Linked DNA regions of Homo sapiens: all the other regions are linked to region 2. Evidence: chromatin contacts called from ENCODE Hi-C or POLR2A ChIA-PET data. All regions are on one chromosome and are shown on one strand. Each heading gives the region's core, a stretch centred on a gene start or an enhancer-like site at or near the end of the contact. The rest is flanking DNA. Distances are from core to core; before and after follow the strand shown. Region 1 holds the start of CNN3 (calponin 3). Region 2 holds the start of GCLM (glutamate-cysteine ligase modifier subunit). Region 3 holds the start of TLCD4 (TLC domain containing 4).

Region 1 (3,974 bases), core at 73-2,572, 1.0 Mb before region 2:
AGCCACCACACCTGGTTCACCTTACTCACTTCTATTCCAGGACGGTTCAACTATGATGTTTTGGCTCCTCTTCTCAAGCAGCTTTCCACACCTGGTTCCATGATCTCTTCTGGCACAGTAGCTGGTATTTGGCAAACATAGGTTTCATCCTGGGATCTCAGGGATTGAAATCTGTCCTAGGTGTGCACCAGAAAGTGGTGGCAAGAGATGAAGCTTCGGAGGAGGCTGACCTCGGCCAGGATTCTTAAGTCTCAAAGTTTCAGCTTTCTCACCCCTCAACGGACATGAAATCTACCTATTTGTAACTCCAGGGAAGTAAATGAGATAATGTTTGGAAGATATCTAGTCTACCAGCTGCTCAGGCGGGGGGCGAAGGTTCTGTTCCCTGTCCCTTCTCTATCAAATGGCTTTAAAATCAGAAGAAAGTATTACGGGTAGGAAATGGGACTGCGAAAAAAATGGAGGCTGATTCTGGCCTAAAGGATACTTATCTCTATACAAAGGGCTTCTGATTCAAAGAGGCCCCGGGATTCAAAAACACAAGCAGAGCTACACCACGTGGGGTTTGGGACGAGCTGAATTCCGGATAAAGATGCCTGTAAAGAGGAGTTGATGCGAATCCAGAAAAGCACTTGAAATGCCCAGGCTTTGCATGGCACATTCCCCAGGATTTTTTCGCACCGCATTTAGAGGTTTAGACGGAGTGAGCTCGAATCAGGCCAAAAGCCTTAGGTTACTCCTGGGCGGCAGCGGGGCAGAGGTCAGATCAACAGGTGTGGAAGGCTGCGAGGTGAGGGAAGAAGCAGGTGTCGGTGGAGGCCCCAGTTCCTCCGGCCCAGAGGCTCCAACGCTGCTATTGGTGTTCCAGCAGCGGGCGGAGGGGTCCTGCCCGGCATCTGGGCGCGCTGGGCCCAGAGCCCGGGAGGAGGCAGACGGAGGCGGCGGGTCAGCGGCGGGCCAGCCCCGGTGGGCTTCCGCTCCCCTCCGCCGGCCCGGTCCGGCCCGCCGCGGAGGATGCCTGGAGGTTGACGTGAATGGCCTGTGGCTGGGAAGCCCCCAGGCGCCCTGCCTAGCCCGGGGGCGGGGCCGCCTAGCCGCCGGCCCCGGTGGCGTGAGGGCTGGGGCGGGGGCCGGGGACCTCGCGGGGAGGGAGCGGGAGGGAAAGCGGCCCCCGCGGCCCTTCAATTGGCCGCACCGCCCCTCGGCGCAGAGGCGGGAGGAGGCGGCCCTCCATTGGTCGGGCCCGGCGGCCAATCCTCGAAGGCCCAGGCGGAGGCGGGGGCGGCCTGTGGGGAACCGAGGTGCGGGCGGCGAGCGAGGCAGCCGGGTGCTTCGCAGCGGAGCTCGAGGCTCTGTAGCACCCAGTTGGACCCAGTCGCCCAGGCACCGCCCGCGCCCCGCGGCCGTCTCCTGCGCCTCCCAGAGGAGGGAGTTCGAGCATCCCCCGCGGCGGCCACTCCTCGGGGCCAGGAGCGGGGAAGCGAAGTGCGAGAGACCCCGGACCCCAGCGCTGTCTCTTCCCGCCGCCCGAACCACCATGACCCACTTCAACAAGGGCCCTTCCTATGGGCTCTCGGCCGAAGTCAAGAACAAGGTACGCCTGGCTCGGGCGGGCGCGGGGGCCCCCGGGGCACCCTTGGGCTGGCCTGGCGCTGGGCCGTGCTTCGTTTGCTCTTCGCGCTGTGGCTCACCGTTTTCCTGGAGAGGGGCCGTCGAGGCGGCGCGAGCGTCTCTGCCTGTCCCGGTCGCGTCCAGTCCCCGGGCTTGCGGGGCCGGCTCCCGGGCACCCGCCTGGCTTTGTTCCCGCGCCGTGGGACAGGACTAGTGGCTGGCGGTGGGTTCCCGGGCGCCTGGAGTCCCGCGGCGCCAGCCTTTCCGGCTGCGGGGGTCTCGGGGGCCGTTTGGTGACTGCAGAACGCGCCCTCCGGGAAGGGGGCGCTCCTGCGTGGCCACTCGCCCTTAGGCGGAGCCCGTCTGCGCGGCCAGGGACCCGGCGAGCCGCTGCCGCAGCCCCCGCCATCTGCCCGGGCCCCGGGTGCTGGCGGACTCCGCGCCTCCCCACGGGGAGAGAGACCGCCTAATGTCCCGCCGACCCCAGGGGCCCCGAGGAACGGAAGCCGGTCCGGGACCCATCACAGTCTCCGATCTCGGTGCCTGGGAGGCATTTGGAGGCAGATTGCTGCTGCTGCTTCTGCTGTTGCTTTTGCGGGAAATGGAGACAAAGCCTGAGCGCGCCACTGTGCGAGTGATATCTGCTTAGGCTTGAGACTTTTTATGAAACACTGAGAAGTTTGAAGTACATTAGACTTTCACGACATAAAGGATTATTTTTGTGGGTTGCTTTTGTTTGGGGCTTGTTTGCTGAGGCGGCTTATAGTTTGGAGCGATTGGGATTTGGTGACGCTCAGCTTTGCCACTGAGCCCAAGAATGCGTTAGGTTTATCTTTAGGACTTTTGGCCTGGGAAAGAGATGAGAGGCGTCCCCCTCCCCAAATCCTCTCCTTCCTTCCTCCCTCCCTGCATTCCAAGCCCATGACATCAGGGGTTTCTGGGGGGAGAGACCAGCCAATCGGCGCGGAACTGTGCACAGAACGCTCATTGTCTCCTTTCTGCTGTTCTGGCCAAAGCGCCACAAAGGAGGGCTGCCTGTGGTTTAATTCCCATTAACCTCCCGGGAGCCCAAGCATGTCAGGATTGCCACCGCACCGTCCGACCGCTGGTGGAAGGCACTGGCATTGTCAGAGCTGGAACATCCCGGGGCTGCGGGGGTAGGCGGTGTGAAGCGAATTATGTAAAGAGGTAATGAAGCGCACCGTTGTCAAACCCCAAGGGAGAGTTGTGGCTCTTGTCTCCCGCTGTTAGTCTGCACATCATACTGTCTTTGAAGCAAGGAGTTGATTTTAGTCTATGTATCTAAAGTTGAAATGTTTAGGTCCTTTACCTTTTCAAACGTGTTGCCCGTATTAGACAACAGTTTGCTAACAATTTTTTTAGAGAGCAGAAAGGTGAATGGTTTGTGTATGATTGAGTGCAAACCTCACCAACTGAAAAGTTTGTAACAAGTTACTGTTTCCTTCCTTCCAGGATTTACAAACCGAACTTTAGGAAACTTCAGAGGAATGGGCATGTCCAAAATGTTGGATGTGATGTGATACTTTGGCCTGGTTGTGCACATTCATTGTAATTCCCCCCAGTGATTCTTGGCTGGCAGCAGTTGAGTCTCTACTACCTTTTGCATTGTAAATGAGGTACTGATAACGTTGGCAGCCCTTCAAGTGACTTACTTTTCTTGGATGTTAATAATATCCATGCTAATTTCTTTTTTGCTGACTAATGTAGCAGCTTTTGCCCTTTTCCTGCTTAATACTGAGCAGATCCAAGGAAATGCATACACAGGCTAGATCACTGTAATTATTGTAAATATTTAAAAACGGTAAAACCTCAGTTTTTAGAACCTTTGGAAAGTTAGTTATGAAAGCTGTGGATTTATCCCTTTAAGCACCAAACCCATTTTTTAATAACCCGTTTCATTTTTGTAGTCCTTTCAGACAGTATTCTTTCATAGGAAGTCTTTTGATCTTAACAGCAGAGCAGTCCTGTAAGGTGAGGAGGATTGCTGGGATTATCCAACATCATTTACAGATCAGTACACTGAAGCTCAGAAAGATTTGCTCAAGGTCACAGAAGTTGGACTATTCTAAGAATTTTAACTCTAAAAGCGATGTCTTAGTTGAGTGAAGTACTTAGGGATGTTCTACACAAACTCTGCTGTCTGTCGCCTTCCCCCCATTTTTTTTTCTTTCTTTTTTGAGACGGAGTCTTGCTCTGTCGCCCAGGCTGGAGTGCAGTGGCGCGATCTCAGCTCACTGCAACCTTCGCCTCCCAGGTTCAAGTGATTCTCCTGCCTCAGCGCCCCGAGTAGCTGGGATTACAGGTGCCTGCCACCATGCCCGGCTAATGTTTGTATTATTTAG
Region 2 (4,069 bases), core at 1,409-3,908:
ACAGACCAATGGAACAGAATAGAGGCCTCAGAAATAACACCACACATCTACAACCATCTGATCTTTGACAAACCTGACAAAAACAAGAAATGGGGAAAGGATTCCCTATTTAATAAATGGTGCTGGGGAAATTGGCTAGCCATATGTAGAAAGCTGAAACTGGATCCCTTCCTTACACCTTATACAAAAATTAATTCAAGATGGATTAAAGACTTAAATGTTATACCTAAAACCATAAAAACCCTAGAAGAAAACCTAGGAAATACCACTCAGGACATAGGCATGGGCAAGGACTTCATGACTAAAACACCAAAAGCAATGGCAACAAAAGCCAAAATAGACAAATGGGATCTAATTAAACTAAAGAGCTTCTGCACAGCAAAAGAAACTACCATCAGAGTGAACAGGCAACCTACAGAATGGGAGAAAATTTTTGCAATCTACCCATCTGACAAAGGGCTAATATCCAGAATCTACAAAGAACTTAAATTTACAAGAAAAAATCAAACAACCCCATCAAAAAGTGGGCAAAGTATATGAACAGACACTTTTCAAAAGAAGACATTTATGCAGCCAACAGACACATGAAAAAATGCTTATCATCACTGGTCATCAGAGAAATGCAAATCAAAACCATAATGAGATACCATCTCACACCAGTTAGAATGGCAATCATTAAAAAGTCAGGAAACAACAGGTGCTGGAGAGGATGTGGAGAACTAGGAACACTTTTACACTGTCAGTGGTAGTGTAAACTAGTTCAACATTGTGGAAGACAGTGTGGTGACTCCTCAAGGGCCTAGAACTAGAAATACCATTTGACCTAGCGATCTCATTACTGGGTATATACCCAAAGGATTATAAATCATGCTACTATAAAGACACATGCACAGGTATGTTTATTTTGGCACTATTCACAATAGCAAAGACTTGGAACCAACCCAAATGTCCATCAATGATAGACTGGATTAAGAAAATGTGGCACATACACACCATGGAATACTATGCAGCCATCAAAAAGGATGAGTTCATGTCCTTTGTAGGGAATGGATGAAGCTGGAAACCATCATTCTGAGCAAATTGTCGCAAGGACAGAAAACCAAACGCTGCATGTTCTCACTCATAGGTGGGAATTGAACCATGAGAACACTTGGACACAGGGTGGGAAACATCACACACTGGGGCCTGTCATGGGGTGGGGGGTTGGCGGAGGGATAGCATTAGGAGAAATACCTAATGTAAATAACGAATTAATGGGTGCAGCAAACCAACATGGCACTTGTATACATATGTAACAAACCTGCACATTGTGCACATGTACCCTAGAACTTAAAGTATTATAAAACAAAAAGTATAGACAAATCTTATTCAATCTTGAGTTCAGAAGATAGTTATATCGGGTTTCATTATAGTATTCTTGCTATTTTTGTATATGTTGGAATTATTTACAACAAATGTTAATTGTATGTTACAGTGCATCAAAATGTGTTTAAGTAGTGGTGGTGCTTGTGGGTAGCTCTTTCACTATAATAAAAAATCAATATCCAAAAAAAAAAAAAAAAAGCAGCGCAAGCTCGTTCAATGAACTCTTACCATCATTCATTCAGCCAACAAATATTTACTCAACATCAGGCTCAATTTCTAACTTCCTAGAAAGATCTTTTTTCCCATCCCTCCCCTAATTCTTACCATTTTACCAACTGGTTCATCTCTCTTTTCAATAGCTATATTGTCCCCGCTTATAATGAGAATCTCATTTTGCCTTTAATAATCTGATTCACCTCAACGAATGTGAAAGATTGTTGAGGAAAGCTCAATACATGTTCAATTTGATGTTTATACCGAGTCCACCACCACACGTGAAATTTAATAGGGGTAAATAATCTCGACCACCTCTAAAGGGGTGGGTGATAAAAGCTTTCTGTGATCTCACCGGCTCAAGTGTCCTCTTTAATCTGAATTCATCTGGAGAATAACTGCCCTATGATGTTCTTATAAAATTACTTGTTTCCTGTGCTTAGAACTTGTCTCTGGGTAGAGTGTACGCGTCTCAAGGGCAAAGACTCAGTCTTGTTCGTTGACTTCACACACTGCCAGCAAATAATGTGAATCAATAGACCTTTAACGGATGAAGAAAAATTAGCAGTTTGGGAGAAGGTCCTTGAAGGTAGCAAAGCGAAAAGAAGAAGGGGGCGCTTGCGCATAAACAGCTGCTTCTGAGAACGAAAACTACGTAGCATTTCCGAGTCCCGGTGGCCGCTCAGGCTGCCCTTTAAAGAGACGTGTAGGAAGCCCACCCTGGGGCGGCCGTGGGCGGAGCCGCGACCTGAACGCCGGGAGACCTCACCAGGCGGAGGCGGTGTCTACCTCACCAGGCGGAGGCGGTGTCTGCCTCGCGCTGTCCTCTGACCGCCAGGGGGAGCCCTGCCGCGCGCTGCGCTCCGGGCCGCGCCGCCACGCTCTCTCGACCCGCGCGCCCGCCGCGCACCACCCGTCGCCACGCCCGCCGCAGGCCAAGGGCCAGTCACTTGCGGGCCGGCGTCCCGCAGCCCATTCGCGCCCCGCCCCTGCCCCGCCGCGGGATGAGTAACGGTTACGAAGCACTTTCTCGGCTACGATTTCTGCTTAGTCATTGTCTTCCAGGAAACAGCTCCCTCAGTTTGGAATCAGCTCTCCCGCTGCGGCCGCAGTAGCCGGAGCCGGAGCCGCAGCCACCGGTGCCTTCCTTTCCCGCCGCCGCCCAGCCGCCGTCCGGCCTCCCTCGGGCCCGAGCGCAGACCAGGCTCCAGCCGCGCGGCGCCGGCAGCCTCGCGCTCCCTCTCGGGTCTCTCTCGGGCCTCGGGCACCGCGTCCTGTGGGGCGGCCGCCTGCCTGCCCGCCCGCCCGCAGCCCCTTCGCTGCGCGGCCCCTGGGCGGCCGCTGCCATGGGCACCGACAGCCGCGCGGCCAAGGCGCTCCTGGCGCGGGCCCGCACCCTGCACCTGCAGACGGGGAACCTGCTGAACTGGGGCCGCCTGCGGAAGAAGTGCCCGTCCACGCACAGCGAGGAGGTGAGCGTGGCGACACTCGCCGCGGGGCTCCCGGGGCAGGCCTCGGGCGGGGCCGGGCGGTTCCGGCAAGGGAGAAGCGCCCGCGGGCGAGGGAGGGTGGCAGGGCCTCGCGCGCACCTGGGCTCCGCCCGCGGTCAGATGCTGAGGCCAGTGTCGACGCGACCTTGGGTCCAAACCCGCTGCCGAGGGCAACGCGTCTAAAAAACTTAGCCGGTGCAGCTGCGCACTGAGTGACACCTCTCTCGGTGCTTAAGGCTGGTAGCAAAACTCTCAAACATCCTGGGTCCCTCTTCCTGGCACGGAGGTCACAGAGGGCCAGGACGTCGCTCCGTCTCTCTCCACATCTCTCGCTTCCTTCCCCCACCCTGTCCAGGTAAAGGAATATTTTCGGAGATTATCCTTTGGTGCATTCAGATGAAGTAGTATTCATAGTACACCTAACTTTTAGAATGTTGACATTAGACTCTCTATTGCAGTGAGGCAAATGAGTAAGCACTCAATTTTGGCTTTGGAATACCCTAAATACCCTGACTTTAGTCATTACACATTTTATGCACTTATCTGTGCGTCTATGTATGCTTTATCAGTACACATTCTATGCATGTAACAATATCATTGTACATTCTATGCATGTAACAGAATATCACATGTGCCCCATAAATATGTACAAATATAATCTATCAATTCAAAAATTAAAGTTTTGTAAAAACTGGAAAATAAAAAGACTAGTCACTAGTTGGAGGTGACAGAGATTAATCTGGAATTACAAACTTGTTACCTATTTGTTGGCCATTTCTGAGCGGATAGTCATCCACTGCACATTGTGCATATTGGTGGTATGGGACAATTTTAGTATTTAAAAAATAACAAAATCTTTAGATTTAGGAGCTATATGACTTTGGAAAATTACTTTAAAGTTGGATAATAACACCTTCCTCATCAGGTTGTTGTGAGAATTAAGAGGTAATATATGAAAACGCTCACCATGCAGGCATCTATCTCCCTGTCATCTGGTTCCA
Region 3 (4,508 bases), core at 1,868-4,367, 1.2 Mb before region 2:
TGCCTTATCCTGCCTGATCAGGTCTGGGATCTGCTTGCAGCACATCCAACTGTCTCACCAGGAATAACAAGCCTCAGAGCAGTAGGCCTCCATTTCTTTGTGTGCAACCTTTCATCCTCAACAAGAAAAAATACCACTAAAGTCACTCTGGAAATACCTAGACTTTCTTACAAAATTAGCCTTACTTTCCTAATGTAATGTATTCTCTGGTGTAATCCATCCAGCGCCTGATACCAATGCCAGGTGAATACAGCTCATTCCTAATGTTCAGTTAAAGTCTGTTTCCCATCCTTGAGAACAGATGGTGACTCCACCTCCATACTGCTATCTTCTTCTTCTCTCAAGGCAAATGGAAGAAGAAAAAGCACAACAGGGTGACTGCACTAGTTTGGTGGTATCCTTTCCTCTCTCAAGGACGAGGGCACAAGTTGTCCAGCACAACTCCACCCCCAGTCTGGCCCTCCTTTGTCCAAATGCCCATAATTCTCACCCAGACAATTAATTCATTATCTTCCTTAACAGAAAAGCTAGCTTTTCATATCTTAGTGTAGACTGTTCAGTTTACTCTTCTCAGCCAAACTGAGTATCCCAGTTTGAGATATTGAAGCCCAAACAAATCCTTAATCTGTAGGATGTGGGACTAATTTGGAAAGAAGGGTGGGGAGAGACACTGAGGTCTAAAGAGTTTCTTACAAACTAAACTGCCCATTTTCCTCTAATACATGCAAGACCAGCTTTGAGAGAGGAACATGAACGCTGGGCCTCCTTTAGAGCACCAAAGAGGAGAGTAAACAGGTCTGAAAACTGTTAAGACAGCTGTGCTTGACTCTGAGGAGCCAGAAACACTCTCAAAGAGAAAGAGGGAGAAGGGCCCATCAAACCTCAGGTACATTCCCAAACCTGCCTAGAAGCTGTGCCACTTCCCTTTTGAAACCCAGCCCCTTTCCCATTTCTCAATTGGGAATCTAGGGATCCTTTACTTCCTACTAGTTATCTGGTTACAGGGAGGACTCTCCAACACCTACAAAGCCACTACTTCTTTCTCCCCAGTCTTTTGCAGGGAAGGCTCTTAATCAGTCTAACACTCAGATTTCTGATAGCTCCCTGCTCATAAGACTTCCCTTGGCAATCAGATGAATTTACCCAGTGGAGATTTCAGAAAATCAAGGAAAAGACAGGCCAACTCTTGCATCTGTACTCCAGGACCTATTCAGAAGACTCCAGTGAAGACCTAGCTTCCCTGGGGTTTGCATTAGTCTCAGCACCTTGAGCATGCCATTCCTAGTTCACCTCCAAGTATAAAGCATTAGTAGCAAAGACCCATTATTCTTTCCACCAGGGTAAAGAAGGCTTAGAGTGAAATGAATATAAATGGAAATCTAATACTGTAAATAAATAATGACTGATTGGGCAGCTGGGTCAGAGGCATCCAGCCTAAACAGATAAAATTCATCTCAAGGATGAGGACAGTAAAGATTCAAACTCCAGAGGGAGGTAATGGGACAAAAGGAGTTGCAGGCGTAGAAAAAAAAAGAAGCACCCTCAAAATATTCTCTGGGTTATCAGATGGCACAGGAGGGGCGTGGCAAATAAACTAAAATCCATGGTTCTTCACCCATTCTTTCATATTTTCTAACACGGCGGGAATACACTTTTCTAATTTCGTTTCGCCCAATTTAAGGAAAAGATAAGCAAGGATAAAAATTCCTCATATATAGCACAATTAAAAGGGAGCTGGGATTCTCTAACTTATTACCTTAATCGGCTACACAAAGATGAAGCTACATTTCAATCGACACCATGCGCTGGCACGGGAGTAACTCACTTAAAACACCACAATCCAAGGTCAATTTTTCTCAACTCCATTTATGACTGCGTAAAGATTTTATTAAATCTTTTTTCCTATTTCACACATCAATTCCTAGGGTCCACACAAACTCTTCCATCTTCTCCAAACTGGTATTTGGATTAAACATTATCCAAGATCAGTCTTTAAAGTAAATTTCATAATTTCATATAAAAGTGTGCACCACATTAACACTCAAATGTGTGTACAATTAAAAATATACAGACCAGCAACAGCGACTCTTAAATGAATTTAGACTCAAAGTGTTTTCACAGAGGTTTTTCTGCCGTCTTGGAGGGGTAGGAAACTGCTGGCATTACGAATCCCATTTCATGGCTGGGTAAACCGAGGCACTTAGGGGTTACAGAGGTAAAGATGGAAATAGAAACCAATTTCTCCCTCCGACTCTACGCCTGGTCCCTTCCCACTAGACTTTTCAGCACTCAGTGGCTAAAAATGGGACCCACTTGAGAACTGCAAGGGTAAATAAGAGCTACTTGTTTCAGAAGGTGGCGGCGGGGGAGGGGGACTTACCCACTTGATGCGCCCGATTGTGTGTGGGCTCTAACAAGAAAGCTCTCCCTGGATGCCCAAAGGTTTGCACCCACCCGCTTTAAGCTCAGACCCGAGAGGCACCGCCAGGCAGACAGGGCAGCCGGAATCGTGCAGCCCGAGAAACGCGAGAGGAATGCGGGGCGCCCGGGCGGCGCGGGGGCCGCGGGCCCCGGGACACCATTTGCTCCCGGAGCGACGCCGTGGCCCGCCGGGCGGGGACGATGCTGAGCCTTCCGCACACACCTGCCGGAGCCCGCCCGGGAGCCCCGGGCCGCCTCCCGCGCGCCGGACGCCCACCCAGCCTCCAGGCGCAGGAGCTCTCGGCCGCGCTAGGCCAGGGGCGGGAAGCCGCGGCACCCCTCTCCGCGGGCTGCGCTTGGCGGCTGGCGCGGGGGAGCCGCGGGGCGAGGCAAGCCCGCCTTCCTCCCCAACCCCCCCTCCAAACGGCGTCACCTGTGCCGGGTCCCGGGGCGAGTCGCGCGCGGGCGGCGGCTGCGCCGAGCCGGGAGAGGGCGGCGGGTGTCTACAGGAGTCTGCTCATCCGGGCCGGCCCGAGGGCTGGCGCTGGCCAGTGCCGCCCGGTGAGATGCTCACGGGAGCCAGGGAAGCCGCGGGTTCCGGGCCGCTTGGAGGTGCAGTCGCGGAGGCTCCAGCTACCGCGGCGGCCGTCGCGCCCGCCCGGACTGCGGGCTCGGGTTACCGCAGAGCTGCTCCTTAAAGGGGCCGCGGCCGCTCGGGCTCCGGCTCCCGCTCCGGGCGGCTCCGACCCTGGCCAAAGTGGGCGGGGCCCCGAGGCGGGCCGCCGAGCAGACCTTCTTGCCCTGGAACTTGGGTCCCGGAAAGAGCCCAAAAACCCTAACACCCGAAGTCGCAGCGGAGAGATCCTGGAAGCTCACACCTTGCCAAGGGCAGAGGGTGCAATTCCCGGGTTTTCCAAAGCAAGTCACAAAACTTGCCAGCGGGGGAACTGTGTGAGCCCGCCCCCGCAGCGGTCAGTACCTGGGCTAGCCACGTAACAAAAAATCTTCTTAAATTATGAATTTACATTCTGCCTTAAATGCTCAAATACTGGGGACTTCATGGTTAGATCATCAGAAAAGAGATGAAAAGGCAACTGCTGGTTTTTCTTGCCACGTCTGACACGGCCACACTCGAGTCCCGCCAGTTCTTCTTTGGGGCTGCAGGTGCATACCAAACTGGTAGGGGGCGCGTGTAGAAGAAGCGTGTTCTCTCCAGCACCACCTCCAGAATTCCTGAAAAACACCCTCATGGGTGCACCAGCACTACACCTACACCCGGAACCCCTCTGTTGTCGGGGTGTGGAAGTTGGATTTGAATATTTGGTGCTGGCTGAGAATTCCAAGTTGCCTAGTAGATAAAGTTTGACATTAAATAGATGTTCTGACCTGTTATATACAGCCCCAAAAGCCTCCAAGTGATCTGCATCAACCAGAGATAATTGTCTGAAACAAAACAAAATAACAAAGAGGTATACTCATGCATTATAATTCGCAGAGAGCAATCACAAGGCCTTTTCTTGAAAAGAGGTAAGTTCTAAATAAATAATTTGTAAACACTATCATTGATAACAGGATATTTATTTCTAAGAAATGTCAATAGAGCTAACATATTTGATCTACTATATACATGCGCAGAAAGACACACATATCTGCCGCAGATTTAGACCAGAAAATATATACACAAAAGCTCATATAAGCTGTCCATGTTTATTTTCAAGAGAGGGCAATAGAATTTAAATCAGAACCTGGAATTCTGTCAGTTTATTAGAGTTGTGTGCCTTTAGCTAACTGAACCTCACTGAGGCTCAATTTCTTCATCTTTAAAATGGTAATAATAATTCATAGTGACTCTGAAGACCTGGACTGATGTGGAAAAGACAAAATCTATACCACAGAACAGGGAGGGACAGAAACCTGCCCTGCAGTCAAGCAGAGAGAAAGATCTTTCAGGCCCCCAAATGCGTGTTCCCCTTTTTCTCCCCAAGACTCTCAGGATGTACCAGGGCTCCAGTGCTCTTTGAACCACACGGTGTCCCATCATAGTCCCTTCACAATATGTGCAGTACCTGACAACTTTGGTTTGCGCA

What was found. A loop is a pair of places that touch in the nucleus more often than their neighbours do. ChIA-PET counts read pairs that join two places held with the same protein, here RNA polymerase II (POLR2A). Pooled maps may share reads with other maps.
Region 1: a loop to region 2 is called in a pooled map, with 6 times the contacts of the local background. The contact joins the promoter of CNN3 here to the promoter of GCLM in region 2. A Hi-C loop is called at or near these places in 1 of 37 single-sample maps with no recorded cell type and 5 of 50 pooled maps. POLR2A ChIA-PET finds 5 or more read pairs at or near these places in 1 of 52 experiments (activated CD4-positive, alpha-beta T cell).
Region 3: a map of naive thymus-derived CD4-positive, alpha-beta T cell shows a loop between it and region 2 (6-fold over the local background). The contact joins the promoter of TLCD4 here to the promoter of GCLM in region 2. A Hi-C loop is called at or near these places in 1 of 168 maps with a recorded cell type or tissue (naive thymus-derived CD4-positive, alpha-beta T cell) and 5 of 50 pooled maps. POLR2A ChIA-PET finds 5 or more read pairs at or near these places in 1 of 52 experiments (activated CD8-positive, alpha-beta memory T cell).

Annotation. Positions count from the first base shown.
Region 1 is chr1:94,924,458-94,928,431 of GRCh38, reverse strand. It overlaps CNN3 (calponin 3), which reads left to right and starts at 1,322. Exons shown (of 7, transcript NM_001839.5): 1 at 1,322-1,594. The coding sequence starts at 1,538. It overlaps CNN3-DT (CNN3 divergent transcript), which reads right to left and starts at 2,072. Exons shown (of 3, transcript NR_168377.1): 1 at 1,692-2,072. RefSeq lists silencers at 805-1,684, 1,785-2,214.
Region 2 is chr1:93,908,019-93,912,087 of GRCh38, reverse strand. GCLM (glutamate-cysteine ligase modifier subunit) reads left to right here and starts at 2,658. Exons shown (of 7, transcript NM_002061.4): 1 at 2,658-3,050. The coding sequence starts at 2,925. It overlaps LOC124904221 (a long non-coding RNA gene), which reads right to left and starts at 2,496. Exons shown (of 2, transcript XR_007066230.1): 1 at 1,934-2,496. RefSeq lists an enhancer at 2,135-2,294 and silencers at 2,335-2,574, 2,785-3,144, 3,195-3,244.
Region 3 is chr1:95,115,964-95,120,471 of GRCh38, reverse strand. TLCD4 (TLC domain containing 4) reads right to left here and starts at 3,117. Exons shown (of 7, transcript NM_152487.3): 1 at 2,855-3,117. TLCD4-RWDD3 (TLCD4-RWDD3 readthrough) reads right to left here and starts at 2,549. Exons shown (of 8, transcript NM_001199691.1): 1 at 2,381-2,549. RefSeq lists silencers at 2,627-2,676, 2,757-3,036, 2,964-3,110 and a cis regulatory region at 4,365-4,508.